Linked DNA regions of Homo sapiens: regions 1 and 2 are each linked to region 3. Evidence: chromatin contacts called from ENCODE Hi-C data. All regions are on one chromosome and are shown on one strand. The core of a region is the stretch at or near the end of the contact, and the rest is flanking DNA. Distances in the headings are between cores, read along the strand shown.

The links. Hi-C counts contacts between places; a loop is a spot of excess contacts on that map. Pooled maps may share reads with other maps.
Region 1: a pooled map shows a loop between it and region 3 (12-fold over the local background). The contact joins two enhancer-like sites. A Hi-C loop is called at or near these places in 12 of 37 single-sample maps with no recorded cell type and 4 of 50 pooled maps.
Region 2: a loop to region 3 is called in a pooled map, with 15 times the contacts of the local background. The contact joins two enhancer-like sites. A Hi-C loop is called at or near these places in 4 of 37 single-sample maps with no recorded cell type and 4 of 50 pooled maps.

The regions. Positions count from the first base shown.
Region 1 is chr7:121,371,226-121,374,045 of GRCh38, reverse strand. It overlaps FAM3C (FAM3 metabolism regulating signaling molecule C), which reads left to right. Exons shown (of 10, transcript NM_014888.3): 4 at 1,907-1,936; 5 at 2,623-2,746. Among named protein-coding and RNA genes, the nearest start is that of FAM3C, 24 kb to the left of the region's middle. RefSeq lists an enhancer at 1,069-1,118. Within about 2 kb of position 1,410, at least 5 of the 41 ENCODE cell types and tissues checked have a DNase peak (open chromatin) inside an H3K27ac peak, as active enhancers do.
Region 2 is chr7:121,179,220-121,181,919 of GRCh38, reverse strand. The region is part of intron 16 of CPED1 (cadherin like and PC-esterase domain containing 1); the gene reads right to left. It overlaps LOC124901735 (a long non-coding RNA gene), which reads left to right. Exons shown (of 3, transcript XR_007060494.1): 3 at 1,256-2,700. Among named protein-coding and RNA genes, the nearest start is that of WNT16, 150 kb to the left of the region's middle. RefSeq lists an enhancer at 1,171-1,400. Within about 2 kb of position 1,304, at least 2 of the 41 ENCODE cell types and tissues checked have a DNase peak (open chromatin) inside an H3K27ac peak, as active enhancers do.
Region 3 is chr7:120,400,968-120,403,825 of GRCh38, reverse strand. The region is part of intron 1 of KCND2 (potassium voltage-gated channel subfamily D member 2); the gene reads right to left. Among named protein-coding and RNA genes, the nearest start is that of KCND2, 130 kb to the right of the region's middle. Within about 2 kb of position 1,250, at least 5 of the 41 ENCODE cell types and tissues checked have a DNase peak (open chromatin) inside an H3K27ac peak, as active enhancers do.

The sequences.
Region 1 (2,820 bases), core at 161-2,660, 970 kb before region 3:
ATTGCTGCAATAAGTACTTAATGTTCTTTTTTTTTTTCTTTTTTTTTTTTGAGACGGAGTCTTGCTCTGTCGCCCAGGCTGGAGAGCAGTGGCACAATCTCGGCTCACCACAAGCTCCACCTCGCGGGTTCACGCCATTCTCCCTGCCCACCACCACGCCCGGCTAATTTTTTTTTTTTGTATTTGTAGTAGAGATGGGGTTTCACCGTGTTAGCCAGGATGGTCTCGATCTCCTGACCTCATGATCCACCCGCCTCAGCCTCTCAAAGTGCTGGGATTACAGGCGTGAGCCACTGCACCCGGCCATAAATACTTAATGTTCTATTGAATTTATTTATTTTTACCTTTTCAGATTTAAACCATTGGTATATAGTATATACATAAATTACTTGAGACATTATTAACAACTAAAGTGCAAAATAGTTCTGATTCATTAGCCCGACTTACTGAAGGACATTCATTGATGAAATGCAATAACAAATGTTTATTATTGTTCCATGAAATGAAGTGTATATGCAGAAAGAAATTAAGCATTGAAGCTATCAGTGTAGTTTGAGGGGAAAATAGTTGTAGGAGAGGAGGGATTTTGGTGTTTGTATGTTGTACCTGTATTCTATACTTGGACAGCTGTTTATGAAAACTAATGTACCTGTTTGGCCACCAGGTGCTAATGTTTTCAGAATTGCAGACTTAGTACAGGGCTTTTGATTTTGATGTGTATTGGATAAAAATGAGCTTTCTTCTGGAAAGAAAAGTCTTTCACAGGAGTTTCTTCACCTTAAAGTATCTACTCCCCTTACTGTTACACAAATTAAATGGAGGTGATGTTATTTACTTAAAATCCTGATTTTAAGTAGTTAAAATCCTGACTTTAAGTACTTAAAATACTTAAAAAACTGATTTTCCCAAAATTATATCCCAGTAAAGTGTAGATAAGGTTTCTTTTCTGCTTTGTTCTGGGCATTAAGCTTTTTCAATGTTATTATATTACCTTTATGGCTTTAATGGTGCATAATATTCTACTGAGTGTTCTATTGAGTTAATGAGCTTTTATTTACTTGGTCATTTTCCTCTTTTTAAACATTTCAATACAATCTTTTAACTTTCAGCTTACTAGTTGGAGTATTGGACCTACAGGAAGTTCACAATTATCTAAAATAGTACAGAACTAAAAACTGTGTGACTATTTATAGCAAGACAGCTGGTTAACATTTATCACACTGCATACTTATTAGTCAAATCAGGAAATGGCTGTCCACAATACTCTGATGATCTGAGTTATAATCTCCTGGGCTGGGATCAGATGTTAGTGCTTTTAAAAAGCCCTACTATAATTATGATAGATGGTCAGGTTGAGAACTACTACATTCAAATTAAGATTTGACCTCATGGATTCCTTGAACTGATAAATTGTAAATCTTTTAGTAATGATCTTCCTCATCCCCCTCCCTGGCCCTCGCAATCTCCTAACCTCACCACTAAGATAGATTCATGTATATTCTCTGGGGCTTTCTTTGCGTATCTGTACAACACCATACAGCAGCAACAACTTTTAAACACCATCATATTCACCAAATTTATATTTATAAACATTGAAAGGTAAGTTTGTAGAGTAACTTCCTGATTGAAATTTAAATATATAGTAACTAAAATTCAAAACAAAATGGTAAGGGAAAAATAAAATGTTTTATCAGTAGTAAAATACTATCCTCCATAATTATTTAATAGTTTATAATGAATGTACAGTGTGAAGTTACTTTCTCACTTTTTCTTAAGTGATATTCATGTTTTATTGTATACTGAATCATTATTTGAACACTTATTTTTGTGGACCTAAATATATTTTAAAAGTGGATACTTGCCAATAGACTCATTCCTTCTAACAAAAGTAATTTTTTTTTTTCAGCAAGATCAGCATTGGACACAGCTGCACGTTGTAAGTATTTCATCTCAATATTTTATGTATGATTTATTCTGCCTTAGGCATATGAGAGCTTATATTCAAAGTGTCAGTAGTTCAGTATGAGGAAAAACTGCTTTAGAAATTGCTTTTTAAAGTTATGAGGATGCTATTTGATTGGACAGCCCAAATATTTTTGGCAATTATTCATGATGGATATTTTGTGTTTTTTAGCTCCGTTATTATAAGTACAGAAATTGGTGTGAGAAGGAGTTAAGAGTGTACATGGGCAAGGTAGTCAATGGAACATTAGGCCTTTTTTAATTATCCTGGAGGTGACGATTTTTTGTGCATATATGGACTAGAAGTGCAAAGTAACATTCAGAACCCCCCACATCCTAAAATTTAAAAATAAACTCATAGTTAGATAAAATATATTTGCCCTAATGCAGATCATATTACTTGACTCATTTGCATCCATTATTAGTTTGTTTCCTAGGAAGATCTGGTGTCTGTTGTGGGTTTCTTTGTTGCTGTTTTTTTTTAAAAAAATTTTTTGAGGTTCTTTGAAACCCTCAGGGGAACAAATTAGCTTGTATTTTAAGATACGTGTATCTTGATGTTTTTCTTAATGCTCTTTGTGGTTTGAGATTTGAAGTAAAGTGAGGTAAAGTCTGTTAACTTGTTTTCTAAAAAAAGACATCATGTTTTCTCCCCCAAAGCTACAAAGCCTCCCAGATATAAGTGTGGGATCTCAAAAGCTTGCCCTGAGAAGCATTTTGCTTTTAAAATGGCAAGTGGAGCAGCCAACGTGGTGGGACCCAAAATCTGCCTGGAAGATAATGTGTAAGTCTTTGTTGACTTGAGACGATAAGGTGTGCTATTAAATTGCAGCCAATTGAACCTGAGTTTAATGGATA
Region 2 (2,700 bases), core at 55-2,554, 780 kb before region 3:
TAAAAGTTGTAAGACTACAATATGCCCAATTAATATGCATCTAATATTCCTTGATTTAGAGTTATCTGACAATAATATGCCAGCCTTGCCAGGAACTAGGTGTGTGACCTGTGGAAAGTCACTCAACCACTCTGTGTTGTTTTATTTTTCTTATTTGTAAAAGGAACTTAATAATTGAACCTTTCTCATACTTATGGATGATATAGGTTTTAACAATTTTACTAAAGGTTGACTAAAATGTTAGAAATCTATTCATGCAAACAACAATATTTGCAAACTTTTAATATTAGTCAAGGTGATATTTTGGTTAAGAAATGATGACCATCTCTTAGAAAATTAAAGAGGAATTTTTATGGTATCTTGCTGACATATAAATTTTTTAAACATCTTTAAAAATCAATAACGTATTTATGTACAGATCACAGCAATATTTTTTGAGAAATGTATTTCAAACAAATATCTTTAATTCCATCCAAAAAACAATTGAGATTCTAATATGATTTAATTTTCCTGGGGACAGTCATTCTTTACCAACTGATAAGTAAATATTTCAAAATTTTAGCTACTGGAAACTTCAAGTTACAGGGTATTTTTTGTATTGTTCCCTCTGCGTGGAATATTCTTTATTCTTAGATGGTGAGTGAAATGCTTGTAAACCTTACAGACTGTCTGAAGAATATACTTGCATGTCAAGCAAACTGGGGAAACCATTCACCTTTTACAAATATATAAAACAAGCTCAGCTGAACACCATTGTTTCTCCTGCAGTATGATCATCTCTCACACAAAAACACAATAAATCCATTTAAGAATCATCACACTTCATCTCATACAGTTTCCTTGAGTACAGTAGAACCCTTACTGTTGACTATTTCTTGAACATGATGGAAAAATTATAGTTTAAAATATTATTTTGTGAAAAAGCCTCAAGTCCATTTAGAGATGAAATGAAGCCCAAATCAAATGTCATACAGTCACAGTTTCAACCCTGGCTGACCACCCTGATCCGATCCTGTCAGAGAATGCTAAGACATGTCCCAGCTAATCATCACATTAGTCCTAAAAGTAACTAAGAACATTACTTTTAGTTTTAAAAGTAACCACCTTCCATGTCTCAGGCTACGCTGGAAGTATTGGAGGTGAGGTATTAATTTTAAAGCCTATAGGTAGATCATCTAAAAATCATGTTCTGTTCCTGTCATAAAGGGTGCATTTAAGTCTCTTCCTGTTCTCTCTTCTCTTCTCCATTGTGTAGCAAAGAAAAATTGATGGAGCATGAAAATCTCGGGCTAATAATAGTATATGAAAGAAGAACAGAAAGTGTGTGCCAAGGTGTGACCCACTGAGAGAACCCTGGAGACAAGAGTGTACAGATAATGTATCACGTAATTCTAGATTTTGTCATGAATTCCATGATGTATTAAAATAATTATTTCAGGATATTATTGTCCCATTGGCTTCAAAGGATAATGCAGAAAAACTAAGAGCCTCAGAATTTTTTTAAAGAAAATCAAATTAGCTACCACATTAAAAGTCTATTTTTATTTCATTGTTGATATTTTCCAAGAAAAAATATATTTCTAAAATCTTCGGAATCCATTTGTGTGTTACCTTTTAAAACATAGGAAAAAGGTAAAATAGGCCATCAGCTGAAAACACTTGTCTCTCCTGCAGTGCGATAATCTACTCACATGAAAATATAATGAGTCACTTTAAGAATCATCACACACATCTCTTGCAGTTTGCCCAAGTGTTGGGAATTTGTCAGGAAGAAAGCTACCTATCATCTGGTCTTTGGGACCACCATGTGATACTATTCCAAGATTCTGAAAATCCAAGCAATCTCATTCACTGAGAGAATAGTCAAATGATGTGTACTTTGTGAAAGTCATACAATAAAAAGAAAAACATAACAGTAAATCAGTTTTATACTTTAAATGTGAAATTTTAGATCCCAGTGTGTATCACAGAACACAGTGCAATCATTGTTAGTTTCATTTTTTTCCCTTAAAAAACTGCAAGGTATTATAAATTGTGAATAATTTAAAACATTAAATGGTTACTAACAAAACTTCAGACTATCAAAGCAATATAATTTATTTGTCTTTGTCTTATACTAATTAAAATGTACTACTTCCCTTACTACTTTGGGGCAAGGCTAAGGAACAATGACCTTTAATACATGTTGACTAAGAAGCTAACTATAAACTGTTATGTTGGGTTTATAAGTCATTACCATTGAGCTGTTATTCATCCTAAATCTTAAACATTTGAACACATTTCAATTCATGTAAACAATAGAAAATCAAATGAGAATATGAACAAAATAAAGTGATTTTCATAATTAAAGGCTTAAAGGTATAGACACATGAAAAAAACTTCTGTTTCTGCTTAGAAGAATATGCCAGAAACGTTCCATTCTGCACACTATTGTGATAGTACTTCAGCAAGGTCTGGGGAATAAATTTATCTTCAGAATAATCCTCCCTACCCTTTAAATTTATTACATGTATACACTAGGATATAAAGGTCTATGTTAAGTTGGATACTTCCTGACATGCTTTGCTTGACTTACTCCAACCATCACTCTGTATTTCATTCAGTGCCAAACTTCTTACAGAGTATATCTATATCCACAGCTACTAATTCCACAGCTATTAATTTCTTAGGCTTGCAGCCTAGCGTCTGCCCTCACCATTC
Region 3 (2,858 bases), core at 1-2,500:
AAAACAGTCATTGTTTATATCTGGAAAAAACATTTTAAAATGTCACTCTGATCAATAAAATTAGACATATGTGTTGTTATATAAATGTATTTTCTTCCCCAAAATTATTTACTTGTATTTCATGTTGTTTTAATTAAATTAAAAATTTGAATGTGAAATTGTTTTCAATTATAAGTCTTACGTTAAAAAAAAAAATCACCTGGCATGGTGGCTCATGCCAGTAATCCCAGTACTTTGGGAGGCCTAGGCAGGTGGATCATTTGAGGTCAGAAGTTTGAGACCAGCCTGACCACATGATGAGACCCTGCCTCTTTTAAAAAGACCAAAAAAAAAAAAAAAAAAATTAGCCGGGCCTGGTAGCCATCGCCTGTAATTCCAGCTACCAGGAGGCTGAGGCAGGAGAATTGCTTGAACACGGGAGGCAGAGGTTGCAGTAAGCCATGATCGCACCACTTTACCCCAGCCTGGGTGACCGAGGGAGACTCTGTCTATAAAAGAAAAAAAAAAAAAACATGAATAATAGGGTGATTTGACTAAATTTCTGGGCCAATCTGTAGCTGCCATCTCTTCAGACATCTTCTTAGCTGGCAGAGGGAGAAGAGTATCCTCTTCTCTCAGTCACAAATTCTCTCTTTTAGGAACTTGGAATTGGGATTAAGATATTATAATTTGGTTTGGGTTAATCCCTGGAAGGGAGAATTTGTCAACTCTTGGGAGCTTGGGAGCTTTGGCTAAGTCATCTTTACATATGGACAATGCAGGAGAGAAAGCCAGACTGTGGAAAGCAAAAACGTTTAAAGTTCAGACACATTGTTATGTAAGTTCAGTATCTTCTGTATTTCCAGTTATGCTTCCCAAGTTTACTTATTACATACCAGTCCCATTATACATTCTTGGCTTAAAGGATTGAATATCTATTCTGTCACTCAACAGTAATAATATAAGGAGATTTTAAAAGAAGATGTTTAATCTTCATTAAGATTTTAACCTTATCTACTGCAAGCTCCCTTGGTCTAATCATCTATTCAAAATATGTAGATTATGTAAGCAAACTATGTCAAAAAGATAATATAAAATTAAATATTTGCAGGTTCATTTTAAGTCCCTGGGAACATTTTTAAAAGTACACTGGAATTTATTATCAAAGTTCTTCCTGTAAGAAACAAAATGAATCATCTTTAGAGGGAAATGAAAAATTTCACTCTCAGGTACAGAAGCATGTGACTAATACTCTGAAAATAGCAACTAGCTTGGCAATAACCAAAGAAAGAAACTACTGCAACATTAATCCACATAGTGTAACTGACTTGATACTGCCTCCTTCAATATCTTTCATATCTTAAGATAATATCCACTATCGCCTGCTTCAACTGAGAAAAAAAAGTTAAAAAAATTAAAAACAACAACACTTAGGTCAGAAAATAAATGTTTATCGTTTTCAAAAGCTGGAATGCATTCAGTTACTACAATCATTCCGTTGTACTCCCCGTTCTTTGTTTTCTTAGCATCCTTTTTTGTGGGGGAAGGGATGCACATGGGAAGCTTCCTTAATTTAAGTTCCTTTCATCTGAAGATTTCAAAAGCTTTGCTGATGGCTATTATTTACAGTAGCTGAGTAAATGGGAGCACAGAGCCAATGGGAAGCTATAACTATTCTATAAATGAAATACAAAGCATTAGAATCTTGTTAAAACAAGTCAAGATGTAAAATGTCTTAGGCATTCTGCTTCATTCTGAACTCATTTTCCGTTTGTTAAAGCAATTCACCATTTTGTCACCCTTTTCTTACATTCTTATAACAATAACAATTTTGGTTACTTATTCAGAAATATTGAGCCATCGGGCCCTAATTTTGTTTTTAGAAATTAAGCCCAGCTGATGTACTACCAATGAGGATATACTTAAAAAGAGTGGTGGGGTATGTATAACAGTATGACATGCAATTTCAATGTGCTTTAGGATATAAGTTATTCAGAGAGAAAGAAAGGATAGAAAAATAAGTCTTAGACTCAAAATTGATGGAAAACTGAATACAGGAAAGTGCTACTATAGGAAAGGGATAGAATAACAAAGCAAATCTACAACAAGATAATTTTGGACAGAAGGCTACTAAGACAACAGATGAGGAGAAGAGTTGTGTCAGAGGCAGAAATGTGTGGCTAAAGATGGGGGGAAGAGGACTGACGCCTTATAAACACAGTAATATTTCTAATAATGAAATATCTATCAAAGCTTTTGAAAGCCACAGCTCCCATACCTGGTCAATCATCAAAATCACCTAAATAGCTCATATATATGGATTCCCACTGTGTGCTCCCTAGAAATACTGATTTAGTAGAACTGGCTCAGAGTCCATAAATTTGTACAGTATTTTTAAAAGGTTTTATGGTGAATTAGAAAGTATAAATGTTTTAGATGTAACTTTCCACAATGGGCAGTACCTCAAAAGCATATCTAACTCTGGGAACAGCACATACTTCCCTAGTTCCCATTTACTAACATGAAAAAGGCAGCTTAAAATAGGAACTGAAAAAAGACAGGTTTGTCTTGAGATTAGATGTCACACTCAGGCCGTTTTTTGATGTCAGTACAGCTGCATGGTCTGTATCTTGAGATGCTACCGTGCTATCTGTCCTAGATTTTTTGCTCCCTGCTTTTCTCTCAGTTTGAACCATGGGATAGTGACACCAAATGCAGTCCAATTGGAACACTGGATCCATAGGCTGTCCTGTAATCTGTCCATATTACCAAATTTGTCTTTTACCTTCTACTCATGCTGACCTCACAAATCTAAGAGGCACAGAATCAGAGAAGTTACCAGAGTGCCCCATGGTCACTTTAGGTCTTCTTCTTCTTTT